2 separate regions of the Homo sapiens genome follow, and region 1 is linked to region 2. A link is an interaction called in ENCODE POLR2A ChIA-PET data of the cell type or tissue named here. Cell type or tissue: PC-9. All regions are shown on one strand. Links, peaks and the distances in the headings refer to the core of each region. The heading gives the core; the rest is flanking DNA.

The links. ChIA-PET counts read pairs that join two places held together with the same protein. Peaks named below come from ENCODE experiments on the same cell type or tissue, not always from the same donor. Only the 100,000 strongest peaks of a DNase experiment are listed, where the experiment ranks them.
Region 1: POLR2A ChIA-PET joins it to region 2 with 11 read pairs; 2 of 35 experiments call an interaction of 5 or more read pairs at or near these places.

What each region holds. Positions count from the first base shown.
Region 1 is chr22:30,113,354-30,118,737 of GRCh38, forward strand. All of the region lies in intron 7 of HORMAD2 (HORMA domain containing 2), which reads left to right. Among named protein-coding and RNA genes, the nearest start is that of HORMAD2, 36 kb to the left of the region's middle. In PC-9, for the core only: no CTCF peak of the experiment used is centred there; DNase peaks (open chromatin) are centred at 3,198 and 3,528; H3K27ac peaks cover 3,997 bases.
Region 2 is chr22:29,910,061-29,915,403 of GRCh38, forward strand. The region is part of intron 1 of MTMR3 (myotubularin related protein 3); the gene reads left to right. It also overlaps the pseudogene RNU5F-5P. Among named protein-coding and RNA genes, the nearest start is that of MTMR3, 30 kb to the left of the region's middle. RefSeq lists an enhancer at 2,523-3,505. In PC-9, for the core only: no CTCF peak of the experiment used is centred there; no DNase peak of the experiment used is centred there; H3K27ac peaks cover 1,014 bases.

The DNA of each region.
Region 1 (5,384 bases), core at 285-5,284, 200 kb after region 2:
ACTGGCATGCACCACCATGGCCGGCTAATTTTTATATTTTTTATATTTTTAATTTTTATATTTTTAGTAGAGATGGGGTTTCACCGTGTTGGCCAGGCTGGTCTTGAACTCCTAACCTCAGTGATCTTCCTGCCTCCTCCTCCCAAAGTGCTGGGATTACTGGCATGACCCAGCATGTCTGGCCCAGATTGTGAATTCTTGAGGACAAGAGTCTTGTCTCATAGTCTTGGACACATAATAGTTACTTGTGCCACTTTGAATGTGGCTGTGGGACAGAAATTGAGGGAGAAACTTTCTGTTCTCTTCTCACTTTACTCTCTTTGTCTTTCTCCTAGCTTTCTTTCCTTTTTCTTTACTTTCAATTTTCCTTCTCTAAGCCTACATATTTAGCCTAACTGGTGCTATTCTAGACTAAATTATGCATTTTTGGCTCTTAATATTCTTTCTTTGCAAGATGACATGTAGCTGTTTAAGCAAGGGGTAAGAAAACTTTTACATACGGTAGGTAGCAATTCCTCAATGCCCAAACTAGTTCTATCTTTTATTTCTTTGTCTATTGTTTCATTTCAAAATGGTTCCCCACCACACTGTAAGTTTGAAGGGAAGTTTCCCAAAATAAAACCTTCTGATAGTTACTAAATTGATCATTTTCTTAGTGTAGTATTTATCATGTTTTCTTATGCATGAAAACTTCCTAGTTTGAAACCAGTGTTTTTTGGGGGTAGTGAAATGCTAAGCAAGTTGAGTTTAATTACAAAAAAAGTATTACAGAGTGGGAAGAAATGCAGGCATATATAATAATGAAGTTAGGAAACAAAAGCTGGTTATGTGGTAAGTTTTGAGCTATCATTTATGACCCAGGAAAAAATATTTTGAATGTTTACAGAGTGTTCCCCTTATGGGTAGATAGTGATGCCTAACCTCTACGTGTTCATGGTATACTTTTTATTACTAAAAAATTCAGTAGCATATTGGGTAATACTAAAACACTCAAAGGAGCCCAAACAAATCAGTAATAATTACAATGTAACTACTACTGTGGTATAGCAATGTTCATAGGGCCTAAAAAGCATCCACAAGTTACATTATTTTATGATTGCTATTTAGCATCAAGTCACTGATAAAACTATTTAGCTCCCTGATCTCATTCTCTTATGTACTCAAAAACAACATTCTAACATAAACATCGTCTTTGGCATTCATCTCATATTGTGCCATGTTTCTTGAGTTATATGCCTGGAAGTATATCCTTTCCTAAACAAAATTGCACAAACAATAACAATGTTTATATATGCCTGAAGCAAAAATACACTAGACAGTTGGATTAAAATTTGCAGCACTCTTGTGAAGAGTATGTCATGGTATAACAATTGAGAACCTCTGGCTTAAATCAAACAAGTGTGTGTCCCTAGTTCAGAAGGCCAACTGAGTTTTCAGCATTCTACAAAGTTATGGTACTTCTGTGCTATAAGTTTTGTTCTGGTTGCTCCATCTCATGAAAGAGATGACCAACGAAAGTAACTAAGCATCTAAGTAAACTAAGTACTAAAGTAGTGAAGAGTGATAGTGTAGCTTTTCTATAGGAACACACTACAAAATGAGTAGCAAGTATTAGTAAAACATGTAAGCCAAAATGTAAATAAGATTTACACAGCTTAATGCATATAAGACCATATAGAATTATTATATATGAATATGGTGAAGGCATAAATCTTATGGTTTCACTATCTATTCCTTTGTGCCTGTTTACCATTGGAGGTGATCAATACTCTTTATTTTTTATTTTTTTAAGAGACAGGCTCTCCCTCCATCACCCAGGCTGGAGTTCAGTGGTGTGATCTTGGCTCATGGCAGCCTTGACCTTCTAGGCCCAAGCGATCCTCCAACCTCAGCTTCCCAAGTAGCTGGGACTGCAGTTGTTCGCCACAATGCCCAGTTATTTTTTAAAATTTTTGCAAATGTGGGGTTATGTTGCCCCGGCTGGTCTCAAAGGATCCCCTTGCCTCAGCCTCCCAAAATGCTGGGATTACAGGTGTGAGCCACTGCACTTGGCCAACACTCACCTTTAATAGATTGCCTCATAAACTTAACTATAAGTAGTGTCCATTTCTAGCCACAATATACTTTTAGATACTTTATTTTAGAAAAAAATCGTTGTAGGATGAAATCCTAAGTAAGCATGAACTCTACCTTGGCCAAATATTTATTCATTCAGCAAATATTAATTGGGTTCCTTTTATGTGCCTAGCACTGTTCAAGGTATAAAAACACAGGGGTGAATGGGATAGGCAAGATCCCTGCTCTCTAGAAGCCTACGTTCTTATGAGGTAGGATAAACAATAAATAAATAAATAAAAATTAGTACAAACAATTTCAGATAGACATAGTGCTATGAAGAAAATTTTTTAAACAGGTGATGTACTAGAGAGTGCTGAAGTGGAGAATGAAGAAGGAGGGATTGGATGGCTGTGTTAGATTGGGCAGTTCCTAGGAGGCATCCCTGAGAGGCTACTGTTTGAGCTGAGATGAATAACCAGAAGGAGTCAGCCCATGCAAGTCTGTGAAGGGCAATGGCATGTGACAGGCCAAATAACACCACAGTTAACATCACAGGCATTGGCGTCAAATCGCAGTTCTACCACTTACTAGCTACATCAATAATGAGACTAATGTCTACTTCAGAGTGTTGGCTACACAAGGAGATGAACTTGTGAAATATTTAGGGCAGTGCCTGAATATTATTATTATCATTAACCGGAGACCACATGTTCCAGAATATAGCTGTGCAAAGGCCCTAAGACAGGAAGGAATCTTGGGTGTTTGAGCATAGAAAAGGTGCCATGAGCCTGGAGCTTAGCTGAGTGCAAGGGAAAGTGGCCAGAGATAAGGTTAGAGAGGCAGACAGGGGACAGATGGGTAGGGCCTTGCAAATCAAGATAACTTTTGGATTTTATTTTAAGGGTGGTGAGAAGCTAATGGGGGTTTTTAAGAAAATGAGTGACATGGTCTGATTTGTATTTTCAAAAACTACTTTTGGCTGCAGAACAGAGAATGAGCATCAGATGGACTTGCAATTTGCTTTAGAGATAGACCTGAAAAGTCTTGCCAATGGGTTGGAATGTGGAGGGAGAAGGAGAGGCTGCATATGTTGCTGCTGCTTTGGCCTATGTGACTATATTTAGTATGATTCATAGAAACCACTGATGAGCAGTTCAATGGTTCATCTTTATTAGGCAACACATTAGTCTGAAAAGTGTTATATGAGGTGTTAAGAATAGTGCCTGCTGTAAATATACTTTCCTAGATAAGCCAGAGTCAGACTGAAGTTAATTAAGGATTAGCATCTTCTGTAAAACAATTATAACTATAACTCTTTTATTAGTTGCTTCAGGGATCAAATAATAAAGTGTAAATAAAATTATCAACTACTAAAACAACCTACTCTTGTTACAATTTAAAAAAACAAAAGATCACTCAGAGCATTAAAAAGCTAGAGTTGATTGAGAAACATGGGCAGGCAGGAAGAATGAGCATTGTTTGCTTGGCAGAGCAATTACACCCAGCATTGGCTAAGAGAGGACTCTGTTCATCTCGCCTATCTGGAGTGAACCTGTTGCTATAGGCTCCTCTAATCTCATCTGTCTCTCCTATTGTATTTACAAAGCAGTTTTCTGAACTTGATTTGATTTCTCAAGTAGGCTGTCTTATTCAGAAAATACTTTTATCTTTTAAAATTAACTCCATTACAAATCAATCTCCTTAGAGTTTAAGCATCATGAGCCAATTTTCCCAAGATCTGATCACCTGTAATTAAGTTTCATGTTAAGGTTTAAGATCAGCAGAGCTGGGAGGCTTAAAGTAACAGAAACACTGAGACTTTTTCTGATCAGTCTGACATCCTCATTTTCACATTGTCAAGGATCAAATACTGAACCAGATGAATAAAGGACATTTTTTGTGTTCTGTTTTGAGCTTATACTGTTTACTTGTCATTAGTACTTCTCCAGCTCTGTGGACATACTGTATGACATATCTGGGCCAAACATTTGCTTCAACTACTAGATGTTTATTTTATTTATTTATTTTTAAAATTTAATTTAGTTATTTTATTTATTTATTTTTATATTTCAGTTTATTTTATTATTTCTTTCCTTCTATTCTATTCTATTTTTTGAGATGGAGTCTCGCTCTGTCACCCAGGCTGGAGTGCAGAGGAACAGTCTAGGCTCACTGCAACCTCTGCTTCCTGGGTTCAAGCGATTCTCCTGCCTCAGCCTCCTGAGTAGCTGGGATTACAGGCGCACACCACCACGCCCGGCTAATTTTTGTATTTTTAGTAGAGACAGGGTTTTCCCACATTGGCCAGGCTGGTCTTGAACTCCTGACCTCAGGTGATCTGCCAAAATGACCTCGGTCTCCCAAAATGCTGGGATTATGGGCGTGAGCCACCATGCCCAGCCAGACATTCATTTTATTTTAAATGGAATCTATCTCTTATGAGGAAATTTGTCCCTCTTTATTTCTAGTTTTCTTAACAGTGAGGAGAGCAGATAGCAGTAGTAGCATCTAGTTTTCAGTGCAGGACTGAAAAAACAAGACTTGATATCAGAGATCAGGGCTCCTTTTCTAATTTTTGTAATTTTCCTATTGCCATTATAGTCTTCCCTGAATTACTGCAGTAGACTCTTAATTGCTCTCATGGTTTTTATTTCTTCCCCTCTGCACTTTTAAAGGAGCCAAGATGATGTTTAAAAAATACAAATCACTCACCTGCTTAAAACTCTTCCGTAGACTTCTAGCTTACTTAGAATGAAATCCAAACCCCTTACCATAGCCAACAAGGCCCCATAGTCTCCTTTATCACCTCATTTCCTGGGTTCTCCCCCTCGCTCACTGGTTTCCAGCCACTGGGCCTCCTCTCTGACCCTAGAAGAGGCATCCCTCCCCACTTCAGAGCCTTTGCATTGCTGTTCCCTCTGCCTGAGGCACCCCACCCCCAAGATCTGCACATAACTGACCCTTGAGGCTCAGTTCAAACCTCACCTCTTCAGCAAGGCCTTCCTTGGCCCTTCCAAACCAAAGCAGCACTTGTCCCCTTCATGTACCTCTCTATCACAGCATCTGCTTCTTGTTCACAGCACTTACACTATCGGAATTAGCTTATTTCATTTGTTTACTTATTTACTGACTATTTCCCCTACTGGATTGTATGTATATTCCAGAAAAACAGGGACCTTTTCTGTCTTGTTCACCGCTGTGACTCCAGTGACTGGCACAAAGTAGACATTCAATACAATATTTGTTACATGAATGAATGGTTTCTCAACTGTTTCCACTGTTGTTTACCTAGTTTGGTTAGATATTTGACTCTGTGATTTTGTTTT
Region 2 (5,343 bases), core at 344-5,343:
GGCTGAGGCAGGAGAATGGCGTGAACCCAGGAGGCGGAGCTTGCAGTGAGCCGAGATTGTGCCACTGCACTCCAGCCTGGGTGACAGAACGAGACTCCATCTCAAAAAAAAAAAAGAAAGTGGGCCCTTTTCTGTGTTTTATAGGTACCCACACACCACTGAATGTAGGTCATCGTTTAAAATCTGAGTGTACATCCAAATCCAGTGCAGTTATGTAGAACAAAACAGTTTGTATGGAACTAGAAGTGTTACTGGAAAGGTAAATACTGTAGTTGGTAGTAAACTGATCAGTTAAAGTGATGGATCAGCAAAGATTTGGGGGTTGCTGGTTTTTATTTAACACTCAGTTGTTTCAGAGTGATTACTCCTGAAACAAAGTTATTTCGAACATAGATGTGTTAAGAAATTTCATATTCCTTTCCACTTAAACCTCTTGAGAAAGGAAGCATTTCTTCAGGGAGAGTTAGCTATGTGAGTGCTACATGAATTTTAGTCATTACTGTGGCGACTATATGATAACCAAAAGTAGGAGTCTCACACTTTAGTTTCAAATTTGTGCTGTTATTGAGTAAATTTTTAAAATGAGATTGCCCTCTTTCTTGCTAAACTGTCATATATATAAGCCCATTAAATTGACTTTTATGCCTCTTTTCCTTTTTTTTTTTTTTAACCTGTTAAGACTTTTTTTTTCTTTCTCATATTTACCCCTGCCTAAGCAAGGCCTCAACTCTCCACGGAAATCTTTAGTAAAAGGCAAAAAGATTTATTCATTATGAAGAGAAACCAGAGCATGTGTGACAGGACTTTCTGTAATTATAAGTTAGTGGTTCAGTGCCAGGGGTTAGATTTTCTTAACTTTTATGTTTAGTAGGATTATTGATAATTCCTAAGTTGTATCCTTAAATCATATTTTTTGAACATTAGGGATCTGCGTCCAACACTTAATTATACTAGTAAAAGGAATAGAACATGCACTGGATTTCTTGTTTTTGAGATTCTTTCATTCCTGCCCTACCCCAGGCAGGAGGTCTGTCTGCAGTGGAAGAGAATGAAACCAGAATGAGGCCAAACAAGTAAAGAGGAGCATGAGATAGAGATGGATCCCATGGCACTGTGCCTTTGAGGCCCTGGTCCTGAAGTTTTTTTCCTTGTTTCTACGCAGCATCTCATTATCCTGTGAGCCATTAAATTCTGATTTTTGGGCTGGGTGTGGTGGCTCGCACCTGTAATCACAGCACTTTGGGAGGCTGAGGCAAGACGATTGCTTGAGCCCAGGAGTTGGAGACCAGCCTGGGCAACGTAGGGAGACTTGTCTCTACAAAAAATAAAAAAATTAGCCAGGTGTGGTAGCACACGCCTGTGGTCCCAACTACTTGGGATGCTGACATGGGAGGGTCCCTTGAGTCTGGAAGGTCAAGGTTGCAGTGAGCCATGATCACGATACTGCAGTCCAGCCTGGGTGACAGAGTGAGACTGTGTCTCAAAAAATTTTTTTTTAATTTTGTGTAAAATAGCTTGATTTGGGTTTTTTTTTTTTTACTTACAACTGAGAATTTTGACCAGTATATTTAATGTTAGTCTGACCATTTCTCCAGTGGGCTTTCTACGTATTTAAAAAATAGTTTGGACTTTAATCTCAGGGTAAACAATATATATAGGTACACTCAGTTTATATATGAGATAATATTCAGGATCAGTGGAGTGAAAATAGTAAAGTATCTTCCATTTTTCAATGGCTTAGAGGGAAAAGTGTTCATAATGGGTATAGAATTAATCAGTATTCCTTTCCCATTATTTATGCCTATACAGTGTAGAAGTTTCCCTTAAAGAGCTTATCACCATAATAAGTACAATAGCAAAGATATAAAGTCAGTACTTTTCACTGATTAGGCATAAATATCCTCTTTATTGTTTTCTTACAAAGTAGCTATGATAAACATATAAAAGGGTCAGAAAGAGAGGGGAGAAAAACTCGGTGAAAAGTCAGACAAGAGGAAATGAAGAGGTGAGGTATGTATAGTAAGCATTAGTGAACTTGTAGTAATTGCTTTAGGTTTCATGGATTGCCCACTTGTGGATTAAATGTTAGACTTCTGCAAAATGAGTTGATGGTAGAGATGAAGAAAAGTCTTAATTTGTTTTTTTTATGCTAAGGTTAAAGTTGATGTGGCTAATTAGGTATTAAGATCAGTTTTCCTGTCTTTTTATTATTTATTTATGTTTATGAATGAATGAATGAAGAAATGAATGACAAAGTCTCGCTTTGTCACCCAGGCTGGAGTGCAGTGGCATGATCATAGCACACTGCTGCCTCAAACTCCTGGGCTCAAAGGATCCTCCTGCCTCCCAAGTAGCTGGGATTACAGGTGTGCGCTACCATGCCTGGCTAATTTTAAAATTTTTAGTAGAGATGGGTTCTCGCTATGTTGCCCAGGCTTATCTAGAACTCAAGCGATCCTCCTGTGTCAGCCTCCCAAAGTGCTAGGAGGATTGCAGGCATGGGCCACCAAACCTGGCCTTGTCTTGCTTTTTAATAAGCTGTTGTCATTATGTTGCCTTTCAAAGTCCAGTTCTTCTTTACCACCCCATTTGCCTGGAGGTAATGCATTAGGTGAGAATGAAAGGTGAGTACCTAAAAGATTCAGAATTGGAAGGCCTTAATAGGATCAATGTGTAGGAGCTGCAGAGAATATGAAGGACTTTTAAATATTCCAGTCCCAAAATAAACTTGACCATTGGCCAAGATTGTGGTAAGCTAAGTATTTGAGATGTCTGTGCTACATCATCCAACTCTTGGCCTGAACTGTTTTAGCTGGCTTGCCTATGTAAATTGAAACTTCCTTTAATACTTAACTGTGAGTTAAACATAGTTCTGGAGCTCCATCGAAAGGGTCTTAGTCAGCCAGGCACAGTGGCTTACACCTGTAATCCCAGCATTCTGGGAAGCCGAGGCGAGAGAATCACTTGTGAGGCCTGGAGTTTGAGACCAGCCTGGGCAACATTGCAAGACCCCCTCTACAAAATAATAATAATAATTATTATCCAGCTGTGGTGGTGCTCACCTATAGTCCCAGCTACTCAGGAAGCTGAGGTAGGAGAGTTGCTTGAGCCCAGGACATCAAGACAGCAGTGAGCCATGATTGCACCACTGCACTCTAGCCTGGGTAACAGCGAGACTCCCATCTCAAAACAAAAACAGAAACAAAGGGTCTTAGTTATACAGATCTTCTTAATCATTCCTAAAGCGTACATTCCAAGTTTATATTTACAGTAAAGTGATCTATATCCCAAAACATGTTTCCACTGGTTACTAATTTGGGGCAAGTCATTAACTTCTCAGAGCCTTCTGTAACTAAGATTTAGGGAAAATACTGGTCTTAACCAGAGCACATATGTATACCTTTGACTCTTTTTGCTGCCACATGGTTAAAAAATCAGCCTTAGAGAGGTATAATTTGCACAAATTTTGCCTTTTTTCTAGGATGTAATATAAATGAAATCATACAGGATATACTATTTTGTGCCTGTCCTCTTTCATTTTAGTATAATGCTTTGAGAATCATTCATATTGTTAAAAGCAGTAGTTGTTCCATTTAATTGCTAAGTAGTAGTCCATTGTATGGATATTCCACAATTCCTTTATTTACTAGTTAATGGATATTGGGGTTTTTTTTTTTTCCAGGTTTTGGGTTTATTTATTTATTTATTTGAGACGGAGTCTCGCTCTGTCGCCCAGGCTGGAGTGCGGTGGCGAGATCTCGGCTAACTGCAACCTCCGCCTCCTGGGTTAAAGCTATTCTCCTGCCTCAGCCTGCTGAGGAGCTGGGACTACAGGCTCATGCCACCGCACTCGGCTAATTTTTTGTATTTTTAGTAGAGACGGAGTTTCACCTTGTTAGCCGGGTTGGTCTGATCTCTTGAGCTCGTGATCCGCCCACCTCAACCTCCCAAAGTGCTGGGATTACAGGCATGAGCCACCACGCCCGGCCCAGTTTTTGGCTATTACGAATAAATCTCCTCTGAATATTTGCAACATAGATCTTTGTGTGGACATATATTTTCATTTCTCTTGGTTAAAAATCCAGGAGTAGAAATTGCAGGATTGTAGGGTAAGTGTGTTTATAGTTTTTAAAGTAACGGCCTATTTTGCATTCCCACTGGCAATGCATGAGAATTCCAGGGCTCCAAATCCTTGTTGATGCTTGGTATTGTCATTCTTACTAACTTAAGTCATTCTAGTGGGTCTGTAGCAATACATCATCATGGTTTTAGTTTGTAATTTCCAGATGACTAATGATGATTATCTTTTCATGTGCTTATTTGCCATTTATATGTCTTTGGTGAAGTGTCTGTTCAAATCTTTTGCTCATTAAAATAGGTTGTTTTTTGTTTATTGTGAGTTCATAATGTATTCTGAATATGAGTCCTTCATAACAGGTTTTGTAAATTACATGTTTTGCAAATATGTTCTTGTAATTTGTGGCTTGCCTTTTCATTCTTAACAGTGTCTTTCAGAGAGCAAAAACTTAATCTTTATGTAGTCAGTTATTTTTTTTTTCTTTTTGAGTTAATGATCTTTTTAAAAGCCTATCTAAGGAATTGTCTCTAAACCTAAGGTCACTAATATTTTCTTAAATTTTATTCTGGAAGTTTATAGCTTTGTTTGACATTTGGGTCTGTGAAACACTTCAAATTAATACTGAGAGAAGTAAGTGTAGGGTTGCCTTTTTGTATATACTGTGAATATCTGAGTTTTCCTCTGAGCAGTGCTTCAGTTGCAGCTCACAAAATGACATATTGTGTACTACTATTCAGTTTGAATATTTTCTAATTTCTCTTTTAATGTCTTTTTTGGCCTATGAATTATAAAAGTTTGATGTTTAACTTCCTGTAGATATTTTACTGTTACTAATTTAATTCCATTGTGGTCAGAGAACATACTCTATAGGATTTCAGTCTTTTTCAGGATTTCAGAATTTGAGATTTGTTTTGTGGTAAGGCATATGGTCTATTGTGGTGAATGTTTTGTGTCTTTGAAAAGACAAATATTTGGTTCTACCAGTTCTGTCTCATATATTTTGAAGTTCTGTTTTTAGGTACATACATATTTAGGATTGTTATGTCTTCTCAGTAAATTCATTCTTTTATAATGACTTGTCCCACTTTATTTTGATAATATTTGCCATCCCCCAGGCTACTTTAACATGAATATAACTCTTGTAGCTTTATTACCACAGTATTTGCATAATTTTTTCCCATCCTTTTACTTTTAGTCTGTGTATATATTTGCAATGCATTTCTTGTGATTAGCACATAGTTAGGTCTCGCTTTTTTATTTAGGCT